Linked DNA regions of Mus musculus: all the other regions are linked to region 4. Evidence: chromatin loops called from intact Hi-C (ENCODE). Cell type or tissue: heart. All regions are shown on one strand. Region 1 overlaps Mier1 (MEIR1 treanscription regulator). Region 2 overlaps Pde4b (phosphodiesterase 4B, cAMP specific). Region 3 overlaps Pde4b (phosphodiesterase 4B, cAMP specific). Region 4 has its middle 26 kb from the start of Pde4b.

The links. Hi-C counts contacts between places; a loop is a spot of excess contacts. Peaks named below come from ENCODE experiments on the same cell type or tissue, not always from the same donor. Only the 100,000 strongest peaks of a DNase experiment are listed, where the experiment ranks them.
Region 1: it touches region 4 in a loop (7-fold over the local background); 2 of 42 quality-filtered maps call a loop at or near these places.
Region 2: it touches region 4 in a loop (2.4-fold over the local background); 10 of 42 quality-filtered maps call a loop at or near these places.
Region 3: a loop joins it to region 4, with 7 times the contacts of the local background. A loop is called at or near these places in 35 of 42 quality-filtered maps.

Annotation. Positions count from the first base shown.
Region 1 is chr4:103,144,575-103,149,574 of GRCm38, reverse strand. Mier1 (MEIR1 treanscription regulator) reads right to left here. Exons shown (of 13, transcript NM_001039081.2): 8 at 1,125-1,276; 9 at 370-451. Among named protein-coding and RNA genes, the nearest start is that of Mier1, 28 kb to the right of the region's middle. In heart, a CTCF peak has its summit at 3,028 (motif pointing right); no DNase peak of the experiment used is centred here.
Region 2 is chr4:102,314,388-102,319,387 of GRCm38, reverse strand. All of the region lies in intron 1 of Pde4b (phosphodiesterase 4B, cAMP specific), which reads right to left. Among named protein-coding and RNA genes, the nearest start is that of Gm52669, 31 kb to the left of the region's middle. In heart, no CTCF peak of the experiment used is centred here; no DNase peak of the experiment used is centred here.
Region 3 is chr4:102,478,675-102,483,674 of GRCm38, reverse strand. All of the region lies in intron 1 of Pde4b (phosphodiesterase 4B, cAMP specific), which reads right to left. Among named protein-coding and RNA genes, the nearest start is that of Gm52668, 34 kb to the left of the region's middle. In heart, a CTCF peak has its summit at 2,396 (motif pointing right); no DNase peak of the experiment used is centred here.
Region 4 is chr4:102,226,356-102,231,355 of GRCm38, reverse strand. It overlaps a transcript of Pde4b not described here. Among named protein-coding and RNA genes, the nearest start is that of Pde4b, 26 kb to the left of the region's middle. In heart, CTCF peaks have their summits at 2,240 (motif pointing left) and 4,517 (motif pointing left); no DNase peak of the experiment used is centred here; H3K27ac peaks cover 509 bases.

The DNA.
Region 1 (5,000 bases), 920 kb before region 4:
ATTAGGCTTGAGGCACAACCACTTTTGCCCCTGGGCCATCTCACTAGCCCAGACTCATAATTCTAAAGTTAGGCAGTAGGTGTTATAGTACTTAGGTCATTGGGCTATTATAAAGATCAAAGACAAAAATCTTTAAATATGTTTTGTAAGGTATTGTATACTTTAGACTTACACTTAAATGCCGATTTTGCATAAGAGAACAATTTTAATCCCATTCCCTATAACAATTTGAGTGATACTTTCTCTGTAAGTGTCTACTGAATTCAGAAAGACTAGAATTAGTAAGCTGAGACACATTCAGGAAAACTAAAAAGCCTAAAATTTAAAATTTCTGCCAAGTCACGTAACAAAGGTCTAGTGCGTGCTCACCTCGAGCTGCTTTGACATTAAATCTCAGTCTTCTCAAGGCTTCTTCCGTATCAAAGCTGCATTTAACCAACTCATATAAAGCCTAGGAAAAGAAAGGCGCTTACATAAGACTCACCGATCACGAACAGTTCAGGCCGATGCAGGTTTTTAAGAGCACATTTTTCTGAATCATGTATTTGTTTCCAGGCTTTCTGGTCCAATTATAGTGAGAGCAACATACAGAGCATCGAGGAAAAAAATGAATTTCTAACTTTATATGCCTCTTGCTATGCACAATATATGTGTATATAGGGGTATGTAACTTGATGACCACAGTAACCCAGTAACTGACATATTGATTTCACATAAAATATTTTGTTTAAGCTGTAATTCTTTGGAGCCATCTTGGATTCCTAATATTTTAAACAGGTTGAGAAAAAAAAGGTTTTTAAAACTATTCTCATGTTAGGTTCATGGAAGTATTAATCTGACTATATACACAATGGTTATGTGAGATGCAAAGGCCAACTTGATCAGAGTCATGGATTCTCACAGAGAGAATAGAAAACAAACAAAAGAAAATCTAAAAAAAAACACTTTTAAAAATCATTACAAAAAGTATATGCAGGCAAAGAAAGGTTTCTGTTTACTGGAGCCAAAAAAGCACACTAAAAGTAGTCAGTAGGCGCTGTAATAAGGGAGTCCCGGTGGACGAGCGCCCGCACTGAGGAATGCCCTTTATGAGGAGACCCACGGCGTTATCCTTACTCACGGACCTGCTCATTGTCTTTGATATGCGAGCCTTCAGGGATTGCTTCCACACCTTTCTCATCCCCTGTCCTTCTAGACGCATCCTTAAGAAAGACAACCACTTTCTCTTCTGGTAAACACTCTGGATCCCACAGAAGCTGATCATCATTTTCATACACTAAATTAAGAAAACAAATGTTAATCAAACTACCCCAAATTAACATAATTCATTCATGTAGGACATAGGAGACATATCACTAAACAAATAACTCCGATTTTTTAAAATGACATTTGTTTTCTCTGTATGTATTTGCATGTGCCACACCACACAAATGTCCCTACCCTGAGACAGTTCTCTTCTGTGTAGCCTCGACAATTCTAGAACTTGCTTAGTAGACCAGGCTGGCCTCCAATTCACCTGCCTCTGCTGGGATTAAGGGGGATACCACAACCACCCAGGAGCCAGCTCTTAGCACGTGGAGCTCACTGGTCATCAGGTTTGATGAGAGTGCCTTTACTCACAGAAGTGGCAGCCATAACTTTTTTTCTTTTTATGAGACAGGGTCTTGATATTGCATTCCAAGTTGGCCTCCAAGTTATGATCTTCCTGCCTTGGCTTCCCAAGTGATGAAAGTCAGCTGGGCAATGGCAGCACACACCCTGATTCCCAGAATTGGGAAAACAGGTAGATCAATGAATTAAGGGCCAGCCTGGGCTACAGTTTCAGAATAGCCAGATCTTCATAGAGAAATCCTGTCTTAACTGCCCCCCCTCAAGAATAAAGCCTAAATCTCAGCAAAATTAAAAATATAAAACTAGAACATGACCTAAGACAGTGCCTTATGAGGCTAAATGACACAGACACATGTAAAACCCAGAAGCCACAGCTTGAAATTGAATCAGTGCCACACTTGTGGTACTAGAAGAGCAAGACAAGTGCTTCCAAGAGTGACTTTCAAGCCTGGTTAAATCCTAGAGTGACCTGGGTTAGAAAGAAGCCTGCTGGGTTTACTAACAAGGACATGAGGATGTGCGGAGCCGAGCACTGGGAGGGACTGGAAAAGCAAATAGAAACTGAAATAAAACCAAAACTTTCTGACAATTCTGGATGGGAGAGGGAGATATGACAGTGTCAGCATAGCAGATTGGAAATCTAGTTCAACAAAGCTCGTAAGACCTTTGTTTTTAAAGACAAGAAACAAATACTTAAATCTCAACAGAAAAATCACTTGATAAAAATCTTTACAAGACACAGGATGGCTGTCAAAATACCTTGTGTTATAAAAAGGCATTAGCAGCTAATTAAGCAATTCTTCTATGATAGGCAACGTATCAATTGTTTCACATACACTACCTTCTTCCTCCATCTTCACACGTACTTTAAAAACCCACCTATTCCTGGTACTCTCAATATATACTTCTTCTTCTTTTTTTTTTTTTTAAGATTTATTTATTACATGTAAGTACACTGTAGCTGTCTTCAGACACACCAGAAGAGGGAGTCAGATCTTGTTGTGAGCCACCATGTGGTTGCTGGGATTTGAACTCCAGACCTTTGGAAGAGCAGTCGGGTACTCTTACCCACTGAGCCATCTCTCCAGCCCTATACTTCTCTTCTTAAAAGACAATATGGAAAGAAATGTTCTACCTTCTTTTTCTAACTGCTAAGCATAATAAAGGCCAAAACTGAAATATGTTGACTGCCTTGATAAGTGAATTTGGACAGAGTACTAAATTTCTGTTTTCTGTTCTGCAAAGGGAATTGAGTCCTCATTTTATGTTTTATAGGTTGTCTCATGTCTTCAAGAGTAAGTGAAGGGCTAGGTGTGTGAATCCCAGGATTCTCCTAGCTATATAACCTAGAAGATATTTTTGGAATCACTGACAATATTCTGTAAATCCTTAAACTGGGAAGAGGGCCGTCACCAGGTGGCGCCACATGACAAGTCAGCCTCCTTCCTGTGAGGCTGGCTGAACAGCGAGCTCTGATTATTTCAGAATAACACAATGCACTTTAGACAATTACAATAGAGTCACTAATAAACATGAGCTGCGAGCAACTGGAGCCTCTCTAAATCCACACTGCATAGGCAATATGCACACAAATGTAGTCTACGTGACAAACATCATACACTGGACATGAAGAATCGCGTGATAAACAGATAGTAAAATGAACCCACAGTACTTAACAGGTTCTATATCTGTGTACTTAATTAACAACAGGATGAAAATTTAAAAGAAAAAAGTTTGTGTCTGCACTGACCACAAAATTGTCTTTTGTTATTATTCCTTAAGAAGCAATCTGATTCATAGAGCATTTACATTATATAATAACCAAGAGATGAGTTAAACATAAGAGAGAGGATGTCCATAGGCTCTATTCAAATTCCATAGCAAGTCACATAAGAGAGTCACATATGTTTTGGTGTCCATGGGCCAAGGAAGAGGCAGTCTTATAGTCAACTCCCACAGAGAGCAAGAGAGGTGTACTTTGTCAAGCATAATTCACATAAAAAATGTAAATAAATGTTAATGAAGGTATAATCAAGGATATTTTTGTAACCAAAATAAATACAGGTTTCATAGGAAGATGCCTACTGAGTGTGTATCAGTAAGTTCTAAGGAGTGATATCCAGTGGGAAAGAGACCAATAAAGACAAATCCAAGGACAGACATACATTCTGCCATCTTTCTGGAGTCATCGTGGTGGTGGTGGGGTCTTTCATCTCTATAAAGGACTTCTGCAAGGAAATCAGAACCAGGCATGGTGGCACACACACCTGTAATCTCAACTACTTGGGAGCTTCAAGCAGGAAAATAGCAAGTTCTAGGTTAGCCTAGATAACAGATCAAGCTGTGTCTCAGCACTCAAGGGTTTACAACAAACAGGAGTGCACTAATCAACAATGTCTTTCACCAACTTCAGTTTTAACAGTGTAATGTGGAATAGTGGTATTTGCTTTATGTTTTCAGGATACACTACAAAGAATTAAATCTTTTATTTTTTTAAAGCCAGAATTTCTTTTTCAGTTATTAAACTTTCTTCATACAATACCTTCTACTCACATTATTTGCCCTCTCCTCAAAATGTGAACTTGTGAAACTTCAAGTTAAGGCAGAAGGTGCTGACCACCAGCTGCCTCTTGACAATGTCAGGGCAATGTCACTTCCCTGCATCCTGATGCTCTTCCTAATCCACGAAGTATACTTCATTTCTCAAATGAAAGCCAGGCATGATAGCACACATCTTTGATCCCAGCAATTGTGGGGCGGAGGCAGGGGATTTGCTGTGAGTTCCAGGCCAGCCTGGACCAGAGTGAACCCCTAAGAAACCCTATCTCAAAAAAGGAAAAGGCAGAAATAAAAAAGCTTCCCATCAAATTCATACCTTACTGCATATAAATTACACGCAACTAACTTCTAAAATCAGGAAAACATTAAGCCAGAATAGACATTATTTTTGTTTGTACGTTTGGTTGGTTTTGCTTTGTGTGTAGTTCTGTGGACTAGGCTGGACTTGAACTCACAGAGAGCCACCCGTCTCTGCCTCCCAAGGGTTGGAATTAAAGGTGTGCACCACTGCTGCCCAGCTGGACTAGGCAATAGTTTTAAAAGTAGAAGTTATTAATTTATTTACTATGATATTTGACTATATATATTAAAAGGTCAAGTACAAGACGAGATTATCCTTAATCATGATACCAAACTATTACGTTTTCCTTTCATCTACTAAAAGGCTTGTCTTGTATCCTAGGGAGTGAACCTAGGGCCTTTGTATGGTATGTACACCATACACAAAGTGTTTACCACTAAGCCACACTCTCAGCACTTAATATGAAACTTTCAAAATACAGGCATTACTTTCTTCGTAGCAAAAAAATTTAAGACACCTAATAAAATGA
Region 2 (5,000 bases), 88 kb before region 4:
CAAAGTGGCTGAAAGAGGAAAAAAAATCAATTTTCTTCCCTAGAATAACTGGATATATCAACCATCCTTTAGTGTGGTCCTATTCTCAGAAGTAGCTAAAATAGATTATGTGGTTTTTAGTGGCGTTTTTATTTTATTTTTGTTTTTGAGAGTGAGAAAAAAAGAGGGAGTTAAGTGGGCAGGAACAGGGAGGCTCTGGGAGGGGTTGTGGAAATGGGAAAGAATATGATAAATATACTGCCTGAAATTCTCAAAGAATACATTTTTAAAAAAAGGAAAAAATAATCAAAATGTTCACTTTATTCTCAAAATTTGCATTGCATAGTTGTAAAATAGAAAGAACAAAATTAGGTTTCTAGAAAAAACTGCAAAAATCTCTGAAAAAAATATTTAGTCTCTGCTTTGGCCAGAAACAGTGAAGAAATGCAGTGTATTCAGAGAACAACATTTTTTTTCTTGTTACATTTATTTGTTTTTGTGTGGGGGCACATAGACGAGTGTATGAGGCATTAGTGTAGGTGTGCATGCACTCCTGTGTGGAAGTCAGAAGACGCTTGCAGAAATCCGTTCTCTTTCTCCAATGTGGGTCATGTGGACGAAGTAAGGCTGTTAGCTTTGGCAGCATTCGCCTCTATCTGCTGAGCCATCTCTCTAGTCCCAGAATACATTTTTTTAATAAATTCAACTCATAGCTATGAGTTGGCACTTAGTTAAACATGCAGTGTGGCATTGTACTATGGATAGGAGACCAGACGGCAGAGTCCAGTAGATCAATAACATGCTGCAACTATATGGCTTTTATGGTCCCATCTATGTACAGGAATACGGTAATTTTCAAAATGCAAGAAAACAGTAAAGCTGGAGGAAATGGACCAGTGAGGACACTGCCGATCGACTAAGGGGATGGCATGTGGCTTCCCTGTAGAGTTCACTTACGTTAAGCCCCAAGCAGGAAACCGAAGGGTAAAGGATGTCAAAGCCCTTGGTGTTTGAGTCCTAGGCTCTGGGCTCGCTCAGGCTTGCTTTCCTATAATCCTTCTCCACTATTTCCTGAACGAGCATGGCCAACATGCACGCTCTGCTGGGCGGCCCATCTCCTTGGCTTCAGAGTATTCCCAGCGACGCTGTTTTACTTTGTGTCTCTGCAAACTGACTTCTTACCACTGTTGTTGGTTTCTTGGTGTCTCTTCACTAACCAGAGCTTTGTTCGGCACACTAACCATGCCTTCATTGCCAGTTCCTTCATTAGCTTCAACTCACTAGCACCATGTGGGCTGTGTTCAGTCTTAGCTGTGTCTCTCACTGACAAAAGCTGAGAAGTGATTTTAAGTGAAACCAGAAATGCAGGTAAATGTGCACTTGAAAATCTAATTCCATTGGATCAGAGCTCAGGCTTGGTGCACAGATTGCTCATAACTCTCAGGAGAAAACCACTGTCTCGGCTTTCAGTAGAGCAACAGCCTGTTGTCCATTCTGTCCGCTTCCAAACGCTATTCTAACTAAAGAGCAAAGGACTGCCCATTTCAGAAAAACTCATATGAAATGGATTAGCATGCTTTATGTAAGAACATCTTCTATGAAAGCATTTGATTTGGGTATTTATAGTTCATTTATTTTAACACATTTAGAAATTTCCTATTTTAAATTTTGAGAAATGAACATTCCAAAATGAAAAAATTAAGCACTTTACTGTTTTGCCCAATTATACATACACACACATATTTGTGTATACACACATATATATATGTATATGTGTATATATATGTATATATATATATATGTGTGTGTGTGTATATATATATATACATTGTTCCTATATATATCCAATATATATAATTGTTCCTAAGTCTCTATAGAACTTGAAATTTTTTCCATAGTAGTATTTTAGATAGTACCACTAGAGCTGGAGGGCTTATGGGACATTGGGGGCAAAATACCTAGCTAATTCTACGACACCCAGGGCAAAGAAAACTGAAGGCAGGGAAAGAACTGAAGGAGATCCCATGAGAAATGCTGGCGAGGTGAACAGAGTTGCTAATGAACACCTGCATGATCCCTTATTTTCCTTTTGCCTCAGGCTTAGCAAAGTGTGTGTGTCTACTGGGTCAAGATCTTAAATAATTTCCCCAAGTACTCAACATTTTCCAAGTTTGGAAGGGAACCAGGAGACAAAGTAGTACAGAGACAACTTAGTGCCTCAGGAAGTTCAAAGTCACAGTCGTGTTAACAAAAACAGACTCCAGACACTCCTGGACTCTCAGAAAAGAGGGTGGGGTGAGAAGAGAGGCAGAAGCACATGCCTGTAGTCCCAGCATTTGGGGAGGTGGAGACAGGAAGCACGTGAGTCTGGCAAATGCCTAAGTTACATGGCATAATCTATCTTAAACAGTCAAGTAAAATGGAAGCAAGCAAGCATCAGGTGGAAAGCAGCCATGCAGGTGCTCTGCACTCCAGACTTTCAGAGCTCAGCTATACCATTTGAATTGTTTGAGAAATAAGATATTCTCTCCAAACGCCTTGCTCTGGAGCAGCTGTCGTTACCAGGGCCTAAGAGCTTAGAAGGTTTTTACTTCATATGGAAACAAGGTTCTTCTGACAGCCTTTGTATATAGAATGTGTATGCAACGAGTCAAGGCAGAATTCATAATTTTAACATCTGTTTAATGTGTAGCAACTTCCCCATGAGAGCAAGAGTTTTTATATATTTAGTGATATTCACTCATCTATCTACACAACTGATCTTTTAATAAACATTTCTTGATCAAATCTCTAGTCTCATAAACCATTCTGGAATCACAAAAGAAAAACATATTTCTTCCATTGCAAGAAGAAAAAGATCCCAGAGTAATAGAATATGCAATGGGTTTGATCTGAATTAAACAAACTCAATCTATTATTTGAATTACCCCTAAATACTGGATTTTATAACTCAGTGTCTGTTAAAGATGACTTGAAAAGTGTCCCTGTCAGAAACACTGAAAGCCATTTATATAAACATCAAAGTTTTCATAACATTCTGATTGCAACATCTTTTATAAAAATATCAATCCTGACCAATTAGGAGTTCAATGAAAATCAAATACCAAATTTTCTCTGTGCTAGTTTCCAAGGTTTGTAAGAGGTCACTTTAACTCATTCTATTTTCCAGATTCCAAATTGAGTTCCTTTGGCACATGGCCCAGTCTTGGCTATGCAGTAACATTTTAACCAGTTGCTTAATTACCTGGTGTCAGTTAAACATTATTATAAAGGAATCTCTTCTATCTTCTGTAAAGAATAGTTTTCCCTTTCACTCCTGACTCAGGTACCTCCTGCTCACCCTTGTCTTGAAGCCGTTCCCATTGGTATAGTGAAGTTAACTTTCGCTGGCTGCAGAACAGCCATCTACTCTCACAAAGCAGAGTTGCCACAATGACCTATGGTATACTCTAATCAACAATCATGCCAACAAGCAGAGAGTGATCGTGATAGCTAGCTCTAAGGTAATAGTAATGATGCTGTTTAGAGTCTCTCTTAGTCTAAGTGGGGAGAGGGCCACCCTACCCTTCCCTGAGATGTCACTCCCTCCTGTCCAGCTGCATGTGGTGGGTTCTAGAGAACATAGGAAAAGAGGGTTGGCTAGAGACTGGGACATTTCTTGGGTGACACTTTCATTAGTCATAGCCCGAGGCAGGAATGAGATTCTTCAGTGCTGCAGCTATCTTTGAGTCACCCATGATCCTACAATTACCCCCTCATCTAGGCTTCTATTAGCAACCCCTAGAGATTTACTGGTTCATTAAGGTGGACTTGGATGGAATCTGTTTTTCAGTCTGTCAGCCCTTTGTGTGGTGAATACATGTTACTCTGTGTCTCCCCACCAAAAAGAATACAGCACTCAGACTCCATTGCTTCAGTCAGGTCCCAGTTCTGCAATTATTCTTAGCTTTGTGTTTACTGTCATCACAAGTCTACAATTTCAAAATGATTGTTTCTTAAGTCATCATTTAGATAACAATGACTGTGGTACGAGCGGATGAATGAATGGGTAGAATATTAAGTTGAATTGTTAAAGTAGGCAGCTCATGACATTGGTTTCTAAGGTGCAACTCACTGTAATATTAGGAAGAGCACTGATTTGTAAAACCTGGCAGCATTTAGATTGTGAGTCTGTAGCTAAGCATGGCCAACCTGTTTTCAAGGATCAGGACAACAGTATAGTATTTGGATTGCTTTACAGACACTGAACTTAAGAGCTTTTGAGAATTAAGTACCAGCCTGAGAAATAAATTAAAGAAAAACTTTTGCCTGGCTTCATGTAGAGTTACCAAATAAATAAATAAATACATACATACATACATACATACATACATACATACAACAGCACTCATCACCTTTGAATACTTGTATCAGTATGGGTTACAGAAGCTAGTAAGATTTTTAATCTATAGGCTTGGAGTTCTCAAACCTCTTAGTGCTGCAACCCTTAAGTACAGATCATCATGTCGTGGTGACCCCCAACCATAAAATTGTTTTGTTACTACTTCATTAACTGTAATTTTGCTACTTTTATGAATCATAACGCAAATATCTGATATGCTGGATATCTGATATTTGACCCCTGTGAAAGGATCATTTGAGTCCCAAAAGGGCCACATTACGTAATTCCAGAGGATGGTCAGAGCACAAAACTACCTAAAGAAATGTTGTCTACCTTCTTTTCTTGGACTAACATTTTGTCATTCCCACTAAGGAACTGGACACATTTTTCACAATTTTGTGAAGGTTTTAATTTGTATCTGTCAAACATACAAAGCCATTAGGGTACAAAATGAATGGTATCTACTTGGAGCACTGTGCACAAGTAAACACTAAATGATGCTGGCTGATCATTGTGTTAATAATGTCTGGATAGAGGCAAGCTGCCCCAACAGGGCTATCAATTCCTGGGATGGGGACAGCCTTTTTTTTTTAATTTATTTTTTTAATTAGGTATTTTCTTCATTTACATTTCAAATGCT
Region 3 (5,000 bases), 250 kb before region 4:
AGGTCTCAGTTGTAGAGAAGAAGTTTCAGTGAGACAAAGGGCCTTTCACATTCCCTGGGGCACTGTTTCAAAGCAACCAGCACAGATGTTCGGCTTCGGAACAAACGTGAATCACCAACCAGACACCAGCCCCAGTCACAGCAAAAATTAGTGGGCAGACATCACAATACATCCCACAGATCAAGGGAGCAAGGGGGCAGCGATGGCCAAGAGAAAGACTGAAGGGGGCTTTAACAAGTGAAATGAATATACCACACAAACCAGAATACAATCAGGAAGAAAAGGGAACCCGCAATGGTAGAAACAAACACATAAACAGTGTCATTTATCTAGGGCATTTCCTGTCTCTGCCTTGATCAGGACACACATTTCAAGTTTAGGCTTCTTTAGATTCAAGCATTATATAAGCAGTATAAGAAAGCTCTATAAAACATAGATAGAAGAAGAAAAGTGCCATTGCTAGTAGTTCAGTATTTTCTATCCACGTGTATGTATGTGTATATATGTGTACACACAATATGTCTATATTGTGTATGTGGATGAGTGAATGGTGTGCATGTATGTGTTGGGGGGGGTGGTTACCCACCATCACATGCATGCAGAAGCCAGAGGTCAATGGCAGATGCCTTTCTCGGTTGTTCTCTATTTACCAGGGTACTTCCAGGGCTCTCTGCCTGTCTCTACCCCTACCTCTACTCTAACGATGCACTTACAGACACATACTGTTTCTTCACCAAGGTTTTACATTGGTTCTGAGGCTCCAAACTCAGGTCCGTATCCCTCCACGGCAAGCAATCTACGAGCTGAGCTCTCTTCCCAGCCCCCATCTGAACATTTTTCATATTGATTTGAATATAGATTTTTAGAAGCTTTTACCATTCACTGTGGCTTCTAGAATTACAACTTCCCATGTACTGCTGAATTGTTCATCTAGCAAGCTATACCACAATTTTCAGAACCATCTTACGTTTGGTGACTGTATTTGTGATTCCAAGTAGTACTGGTGCTGGTGTAGTTAAGGTTGAACATCTACCATTCGTGAAGTTACATTGACATTTCAGGTGAATTTGGAGGATGCAGCATATACATTTCTGACTTTGTGAGTAGCCATATGCTTGTAAGGAAGAGGTTGTCCATGTCCAACACGAGGACTGGTTAAAGACACCTTCCTTCCAGGACAAGAGACCTATCCTAGCAGGCTTGCTCACCCATCTCCAGAGCATTGTATGCAGCCTCTCTACTTGGTTGGGCCTGCTTCTCCTGGTCCCATTGGCATCCCTACACAGCCAAGGGAATTTTGTCTAATATCTAAAGCTTTAACAGCTGTTTTCTGCTTAGTGGGAGATCTCTGCTGCTTGGGCAGTAGTGACATTCCTGGAACTGGCAGCCTTTCCCACTGCTGCCTCTAGTACAAGGCTCTATTCTAATATCATCTTGGATCACCTTTTCCAGGGATCCTCTCTGGCACCGCAGTGCCACACTGATGGCCGCCTCTCCTCTGTGCTCCCTCACAGTTCTTTATGTAGAACAATTGTTTTTGCTGTTCCCAAGAGCTCAATTCCAGAAACACCCATCCCATTCCAAACCCCAAAGATGTGGGTGCTTAGGTCCCTTTTATGAAATGGCTTAGTATTGACATGTAATCTCCACAGCTCCTCCTGTGTAACTCCAATCATTTTAGGGCTTATGTATTATATAAAATGCAACGCAAATTTAGGTACACAGTTACTATACTCCATTCTTTAAGGCACAGTAAGAAAATATAGTCTGTACATATTTGTTACAGATACATATTTCCCCAACTGTTTTCTAGCCACGATTGACTACATCCTAAAACCCATGGATATGCTGGACTAACTATAGCATGAGAATACCTGCAGGTCTCTGTTTAATTCTCCATTTATTTGAATGCTTCCCAATGCATTGTCATAGTCAAGGGAGGCAATATTACCTGTTTTTGTGTCCCAGATATTTGGGTCAGAATCTTGCAAATAACAGATCCTTTGGGAAAAAAGTGTTTCCTGAACCAATTAAAGACTACTGGCATCCACTGAAACATGTTTCTCCTGGCCTCTTTCTCCTTCTCACTCCCTACCCTTGCTTCTGTCATCTTTAGCATTGACTTCTGTTGTTGCCTTCAAATGGATCCATAAAGAATGTGACTTTCCTTGATGAGTCTGATGTGGTAATGATGTAAGAATAAAATCTGAAAGAAACACAATTGTGTTTTCCCTAAAACAAGCTTATGGAGTACCACACTACCAGCTTCAGTAGGCTTTGTGGTAAAGCAGGGTCATCATCTGCCTCACACCTCCTCTGACAGTGTCGCCTCTCATCCCTTGGAATCTTTGCTAAGCCAACTTTGGGCTGGTGACAAGAAGGAGCCAGCAGATGGCAGAAGGCACCACTGTTTCTCATGGTTTCCTGGCCTCCAATTTAAGCCCTTGAAGGAAGATGAGAAGTCAAACTTCCTGAGCCTGGAAGGAAAAAAATCAGAGATAAAGAAGAGAAGTGCAAGGTGTGCATGAAGCCTTTGATTAAACCAGGAGCAGCTCTGCCTTCAGGAATTCAAGCTGAACTGGGAGGCCACTGAATGGCCTTGCCATTGTCCCTAGGGGGATGCTGTCCTGACTCCCAATTACCTGCACAAGCCTGCTGTCTGTAATGAAGAGCCATAAAGCAGAGTCCTAGGGATAGGTCAGTTCTGATTCAGTGGAAACGGTCTCTAGCTGAGTTCCTTTGACGGACTCTAACAAATCTTCCCACTGGAAAGACAAACTCTATGAAAAAAGATTTAAGCGCTCGGGTCAGCAGAGCTGCACACTGCCCTGGGGACTGAGCTCCGCTTTTCCTTCTGCTGTCTTTTTTAAAGCAACTCACCGAGCATCATCTGCATCATTTAATCCTCACAGTTTGCTAGGCTTATTCCTTGTGACCTATTTGAAAGAGGGAAAGAACGAAGGCTCTAAAGTATACAACTTCATTTGAAGTGACCTCTTTTTTTTTTATTATTATACTGTTATATAATCTGTGCCCTAGGCCCTTTCCTCCACAAGGCATTTTTGTCTCAGAGTTTGTCATGTTGGACTGTCTTCCTGGGCTTAGTGATCTTTCTTCCTTCAGACCACAGCCTCCTAGAAGCAAGACTTATGCCTTAATTCATTTCTGTATTTCTAGAACCTGGAGCTGACTCTCATATCAGAACACACATACATAGTTGTTGGATGAATGCAAGAATCCCACAGTTGACATCTCTTATCTGACAGGCCGATCCACTTGGGTCAAAATGTTTGTCAGTCAAAGACTGCAGTGGAGTACTTGAGTCGAGCTGATCTAATCCTCTGACATTAACCTTCCTTCCCCATCCTCCCCACAACACCTGAGAATGCCACCCTAGGAGCATCAGTGTCTAGAGTTTGTACACATATTATATATATGTGGGAATGTTGTTCACACAACCAAAAAAAAAAAACCAGTCTCATCAATGTTCTATTAGAAAAGTTTTTCCCCCCATTTATACTTAGATTAACATCTTCAAACACTTGCTTAACATTTGAAAAGTAAAAATAACCATTTGACTATTTCCTTGATATTTACACTGGCCAGTACTTCTCTCTGGTCCTGTAGAAGAGAAGCTAGACAGGGATCCTCGCCTCTACTCACAGTAACAGAGATCCACATTTATAGAACCAACCGGTGGCTTTCCTAACGAAAAGCTTAACTGTACAAAAGCACAGACATCATGATGATGAGTCCATGCCCTAGGCAGAGCAGAACTTCTCTGGGCATAGTAACAACAGACTCGTGCCATGTTGCCTTGAGAATCCACTTCTAGAGTCTATGACTCTCCTTCCAGACACCATGAGGAGAAGTCTAGTGGTCAGCTCATCTGCATTCTAGAAGCAGCTTCCTACTGATGTGTTTTTCTTCCCCAGGAGGTTGGAAAGTTGCATTAATTGGCAATAATTCCACATAGACTTTACCAGGGATAGTGCTGGAATGCTGAAGAGCTCTGGCTCGGGGGGATCTGGCTTCTAGTGCCCACTCTGGAGGGAATACACCGAAACAGGGGCTCCCTGTACTCTGACCCCACACTTCAATATGAAATGGATCTGTGAGGGAAAAGATCTCTGGGGTGCCTCTAAGATGAGACGTCTCGTGGATGTTTTCTTAACAGAAAAAGATTTTTAAGTGTGAATCTGCAGTAATGGTGCCGAAGGGCACTCAGCAAACATTTAGTAGCACCCTCTCTAAAACAAGGCATGGTTCTTACTCTGTGGTTAAAGCAACATAGAAAAGGGTCCCTTAAGGAAGAATTAGCAATAGAAAATTATAATCAAAAAATGATATGTGTAGATAACATTAATGCCATGAAAAAAACCCTCAATAGTGTGCTGAGCACGTTCACCCTATATGGTTAAGAGCCCTCTCCTGATTCCCCACAGAGGCGCCATCTGCTTTCTTCAGATGGTATCTGAGCTAAGATAGAGCAGGGGTCGTGACAGGGTATCATTGGATCCTGCCATCTCTCCATTTCCACACTTGCTTTTAACTGGAGAACTGGGTCAGACAATAGTCGAGTCTATATTCTGCAATGATTGCTAAGTTGCTGAGTCAGCTTTTTCCACGCTTTTCCTCTTCTGCGAGTGTTACCGCCCCTCACAGCTGCACCTGTACCGATATCCAGGTGTTTGTTTGTGTCTATCAAAGCATTTGTCCTGTGTGACTCTTCTCTGCTCATTGGTCCCCAGGGGGACCCTGCTCCTCAAGAACATAGAACACCTTGTATACACATGCACACACACCCCCACAGACACACAAAGAGACAGAGAGACAGAGAAACATGATCAATCTAACACAAAAGTAAAATCATGATGTAGTCCCAAGAGTAAATTCTAACCTTCTTTCTGTGGCCCCCGACACATCTACTCACAGCACCCTTCCTCTGTTCTGAAGAATTCAGCCTCAGGCTGCTTTGATTGAGGAGCAGGCCAAACCCT
Region 4 (5,000 bases):
AATTATGTAAGACTGTCCCTTTAAGAGTGAGCTCATCTGAACAGAACACAATGGAAACTTGTGAGGTTACTAATTTCTGGCAATGCCTTGTCTCCATTTTTCCTGTTGTTGTTTTTGCTGTAGGACATGCACTTCTCAAGTTAGTTTGTTTGTTGAGGTTTTTTTTGCTGTTGTTGTTTGGGTCACTTTTCTTTGTACAATGTTCAAGAGATGACTAAGTTGTGGAAGGGCCGAGATGTCATTTTCCTCTGTGGGAATGCTATTTATAGCTACAAGTTGTCTCTTGGCTTCCTCTAAGGGTCCACTGCTATCTGCAACAACAAGCATTAGGTCAATACATCTTTGACTGAACCCTCCCCCATGGCTGTCTACTATGGCTCTCCCTCCCTAGATACCTTACCCTGGGCTGCCTCTGGTTCCAAGACACTTCTGTATCATATCCTAAGTCAGTACTCTGCCCTCTCTGGGCTCTAGAGCACTCTCCTGAATTTTGAAATTCCTGGTATTATCATAACATTTTACAGCTTATTTTAACTTAAGAGTGATATAGTCTTGACACATTTTCATAGCAGTGAATATTATTTAAAAATATGGCTTTAAATGGCTGACTAGCCTATCATGTGGCTTTGAATTAAATACATTTATTGGAAATGTAGAACCCAATTAAAAACTTGGCTGAGGCAAAAGAAGTGGAAACCAATTGAAATAGAACCTACAGACCTCCTGCCCCAGTTTGTTGTTTAGACCCTATAGTACTTCAGTCTGGTTCTTATCTTCCCTTGCTCTAGATTTCTATTTCAGTGGATCCCCCCTAATCGGTTTCCAGAGTATCTCAAATGACTTCTTGAACATCCACTGTGGGTAACCTGCTTGCTTTGAGTACCTGCATGGAATAGCAAATCTCAGTACTTGCTCCAGGCTTGAAAGAGAAAATGTTATCCAGTCACACGGTCTATGTTTAAGATAACTCCCATAAGGCAAACGTCCCTTAGTACATTTGGGTCAAGTTTCCACCTCTGCCCAATCAGGCATCGCTGGAAGGCATCTGACATTGCAGAAGCAGACCTCCCTATGCAGTAGAGAAGGGGCAAACTCTGATATTGTCTGTTACAGACACTCAGTCACAACTAACTGCAGACCAATTCCTGTGTACTCCGTGCTCATCTGAGCTCCCATGCCTCTGTTTCTGCAAGTCGATGCTCTTTCTGCCTCCACTGTCATCCTCCTCCCTAAATGAAACCAAGCCTTTCCTTCATGGTGCACAGTACACAGAATCCCTCTTAGAGACTCGAGGAGCCGCACCGCATGCTTATGCATTTTCATCCCTGGGATGACCCTGCACCTGCACTTGGAAATGAAAGTACCACATAACCAGCTCACTGTGGGTGTTGCCGAAAGAGAGCTGCTGTTAAAGTCTCTGAACGACAGCAAGCGGTTACATTTACTTGTCAAGGTTGTAGGGTTGAACCTAGCAGATAGCAAAGTACTCTGGAAGTACTAATTACTATCATTAATCTGATTATGAATGCCGATTAAGGAAGAACTATAAAATTATAATTTTATAATAAATATTATCTCTCAAGAGGCAGCGAATTATATAGAAACCTCCTACAGTTGGCATGGACTGTCCTGACCTCCTCTCTGTTTTACAAACATGTCAAGCACACTCCTTCATTTGAAAGCCCTTGACTTTCTGGTCCCTTTTACTTTTGTGAGTCTCTCAGTGGCTCATTAATTACCTCATCTAGATCTCTGCTCAGTTTTTACCTCCTCGAAGGCAGCTTTCTGTGTCTCTCCAGAAAGTGGCTCTCCCTAATCTCTAACCTGCAGGCTTTATTTTTCCTTGGCAATCATTATACTTTCTCCATACGGCTGGTATGTTCTACATATGCCATCTTGGCAGAGAAGCTTTGGGACAAAACATTAGTCTCTCTTTTTCTCATCACTCAGTCTGTAGTGCCTGTAACGGTATATTTTGTATGCCCTTAACAACAGCAGCTACTTCCCTAGTGCATCCAAATACCCAATCGACGCTTGCTGAGTTGAGATAACTAGGTAAATCAAAAGTGCAGGCAGCTCTGAACTGGAAGCTTCCCTCAGAGTGAGGAAGGAGTGACTGCAAGGACTCCATGATTTCACAGAGCTTCAGTTTGTGAAGTCTGTTCAGTAGATTTTTTTTTTTTTTTTTTTTTTTTTTTTGGTTTCTTCTTCCCTAACTTCAAGCTTTCTAGAGACACCTAGTGGCCTCCGGGGACACTGCTCAAAGTTGCAGAAGGCTTTTGAGTGGAGTTTGGGGGCACTTTGTTTAAAATATTCTCAAAATATTTCTGTCAGTCGGTCTGTCCATCTGTCTGTCTGTCTCTCTCACTCTCTTGCTCTGTATGTGCCTGTCTCTCTTTATCTGTCTATCTCTCTGTGTAAGTGTACATGTGTGTAAAATATATGCATATTCACATATATACACAAATATATCCTTCACAGTCCTGAGAAACAACATTTATTTTTACCTTTATTTCCCTTAAAGATGACAATTTTGAGTTTGAGGAAGTTTGTTCAATGCCCCAAAACCAGAAAACAGTAATGAGAGACTAAAATCTGAAGTGGAAACTTTAAAGGGTTTTTGGAAAATCATTCACGTTGAATGGTGTTTTGCTGGGGCAAACACATGAAGGGACGTTTCATTAAAGTGGATACACATGAAAGGCTAAGGCAGACTCGTGAAGGAACGTTTCACTGAAGCAGACACAGGAGAGAGGATGTTCTGCTAAAGCAAGCACATGAAAGGACACGTGATGAAGGATTCTTTGCTAACAACACACATGTATTGGTCCATCTTACATTGCATAGTTGAACTGCATTTGTCAGGATACCATACAGAGAAATACACCAAAAAAGTTCTGGTGGTATGCTACAGTTTATTGCTACTTCTTTGGACTCAGGCTGATTGGGAAAGTGATGTCAGCTGAGACAGACTCACATGCTGAGGCAAAACTCATGGAGGACACAGGAGGTTTGGAGGACGTATAAAGAGGACTCAACCACCAGTGACAGAGGCAGAGCTAGGCTTGCTTATGGAGCTAGCTTGTGCAACCCTTGTTGGTCTCTAGTCTGCACTGATCTTTACTGAGAGAGGCACAGCCAAGAACTTCTCCTGATGTTCCTCCTGGTCCCTCTTGTTGACTTGTGCCAGGCGGAGGCCTGGCTATCTCTGCTAGATCACATCACTGCTGTTGCTAACCCAATTCTGCCAAGCTGGACTGCTGGTGTATCTGTGAAATGTTTGCAAATGGATCAAGCTGCTGCTGCTGACCTGTGAACTGAACTGCGGATTTCCAAACAATACAGACGGGAGTTGCTCCAAAGAACCCTTCTTAAACAGGTCCACTTCCCGGGTATCCTTTCTTTTCCACTATCTCTGGAGGGTGGTGAGCTAGAAAGGAGTTTAAATCGTTTAAGAACCACCGTTAAAAATAGATCTTAAAAAAATTAAAGTTACAAGCAAGTACCCCACTCAAGTTCTTGATTCAAGGGAACAGTGGGACTGTAGCTCTGAAAAGGTACAGCAGTCTTCCGGGATCATCTGCAAAGTTCTCTTGAGGTCAGCATTCCAGGCCCTGAGAAAAGACATAAGTAGTGCACCCATGGATGCAGTAATAAAATACGGCACACGTGATGCATCATATTATGCTTAGGGAAGCCAAAGCCATGAACTCGATGTATTAGAAGATGGGGACTTTTGAATGAATCACATTACTGTCTCATTCAGTCATTGAATTCAGACCTATACTGATGGTGGAGAGGCAGTGTGGAGTAGTGGGGAAAGCATGTCTTTTGGTCACCGGTGCTGCACTGAGATGAACGTCAAGAGATGAACGAGCCAAGTTCCTGCCTTCCTTCCCATCCCTAAAAATGAAGAAAATAATATCTACTTTTCAAAAGTTTTCTAAACCATAAGTAAGGCTGAATCTTCTAGGATAATAGTAACCTACAACAGTACTTATTATTGCTAATATTGAATCTCTACACCACACCTTCAAATAAATTCTTTCCTTGGAACCTGCCAGAATACCTGGCCGCCGTTTTCGGCTCTTGCTGACACGTGTGACATATCTGATAGGAAGCTCAGTCGCACTGTGAGTTGCTCATCCTGGATGTTCAAGCAGCCCACCTCCCCTCTACGTCCCCGGAGCATAATTGAAAAGTGCAATCTAAGCGAATACTATAAAACACAGGCATACCTAGTCATCTGCTTAGAACTGGACAATTGTTACAGTCAGGAACAATAAAGCAAACCTGAAATGTGAATAAAAGCTCATCAAAGGGTAATGCTTTAGCATTGTGTATGAAAATGAATGTCATGTAAGTGATGAATAGCCCCTGCATTTAAAGACACACACACACACACACACACACACACACACACACACACAACTTTGTTGAGGCTCTAGGAAATAAACAGTGCAACCATGCTGCCCTCTAGTGTTGGAAAATAAAACAGGCAAACACTTTATTTGCTTATCTATCTACATAATTACAAAGGTAACTTTTTCCAGATGAAGTACTGAACAGCATGCTCACAATCAGAAGTGGGATCCAAGAGTCAAAAGCATCAGTGATACAAACATCACAAGAGTTATCTGCCTCTCATTTGTCAGCTTACCCCATGCCTAGAGAAACCATCCTAGAACCATTTTAATTACTCGCAGGCATGGCTTTATAGTGTTTTGAAGACAGCTGGCTTGAAATTACCATCATAGAGGGCACATGTACATCATATTTATTGCTAATGCAGATGCAATGAGTTTACTTAAATGGGGGGATGAATGCATAAAATCCAGAAGGACTGGGAGTCTCTGCTCATAGATACTGTGCCCACTGCAATCTTCCTCTCCATACCATTGCTGAGACTAAAGGAGTAGGATGTAGGTTCTTCACACCCATCATCGCATGCACTTACTGTGAGGAACGTGCTACTGAAGGCAGTCCCTGATGGAAGAATC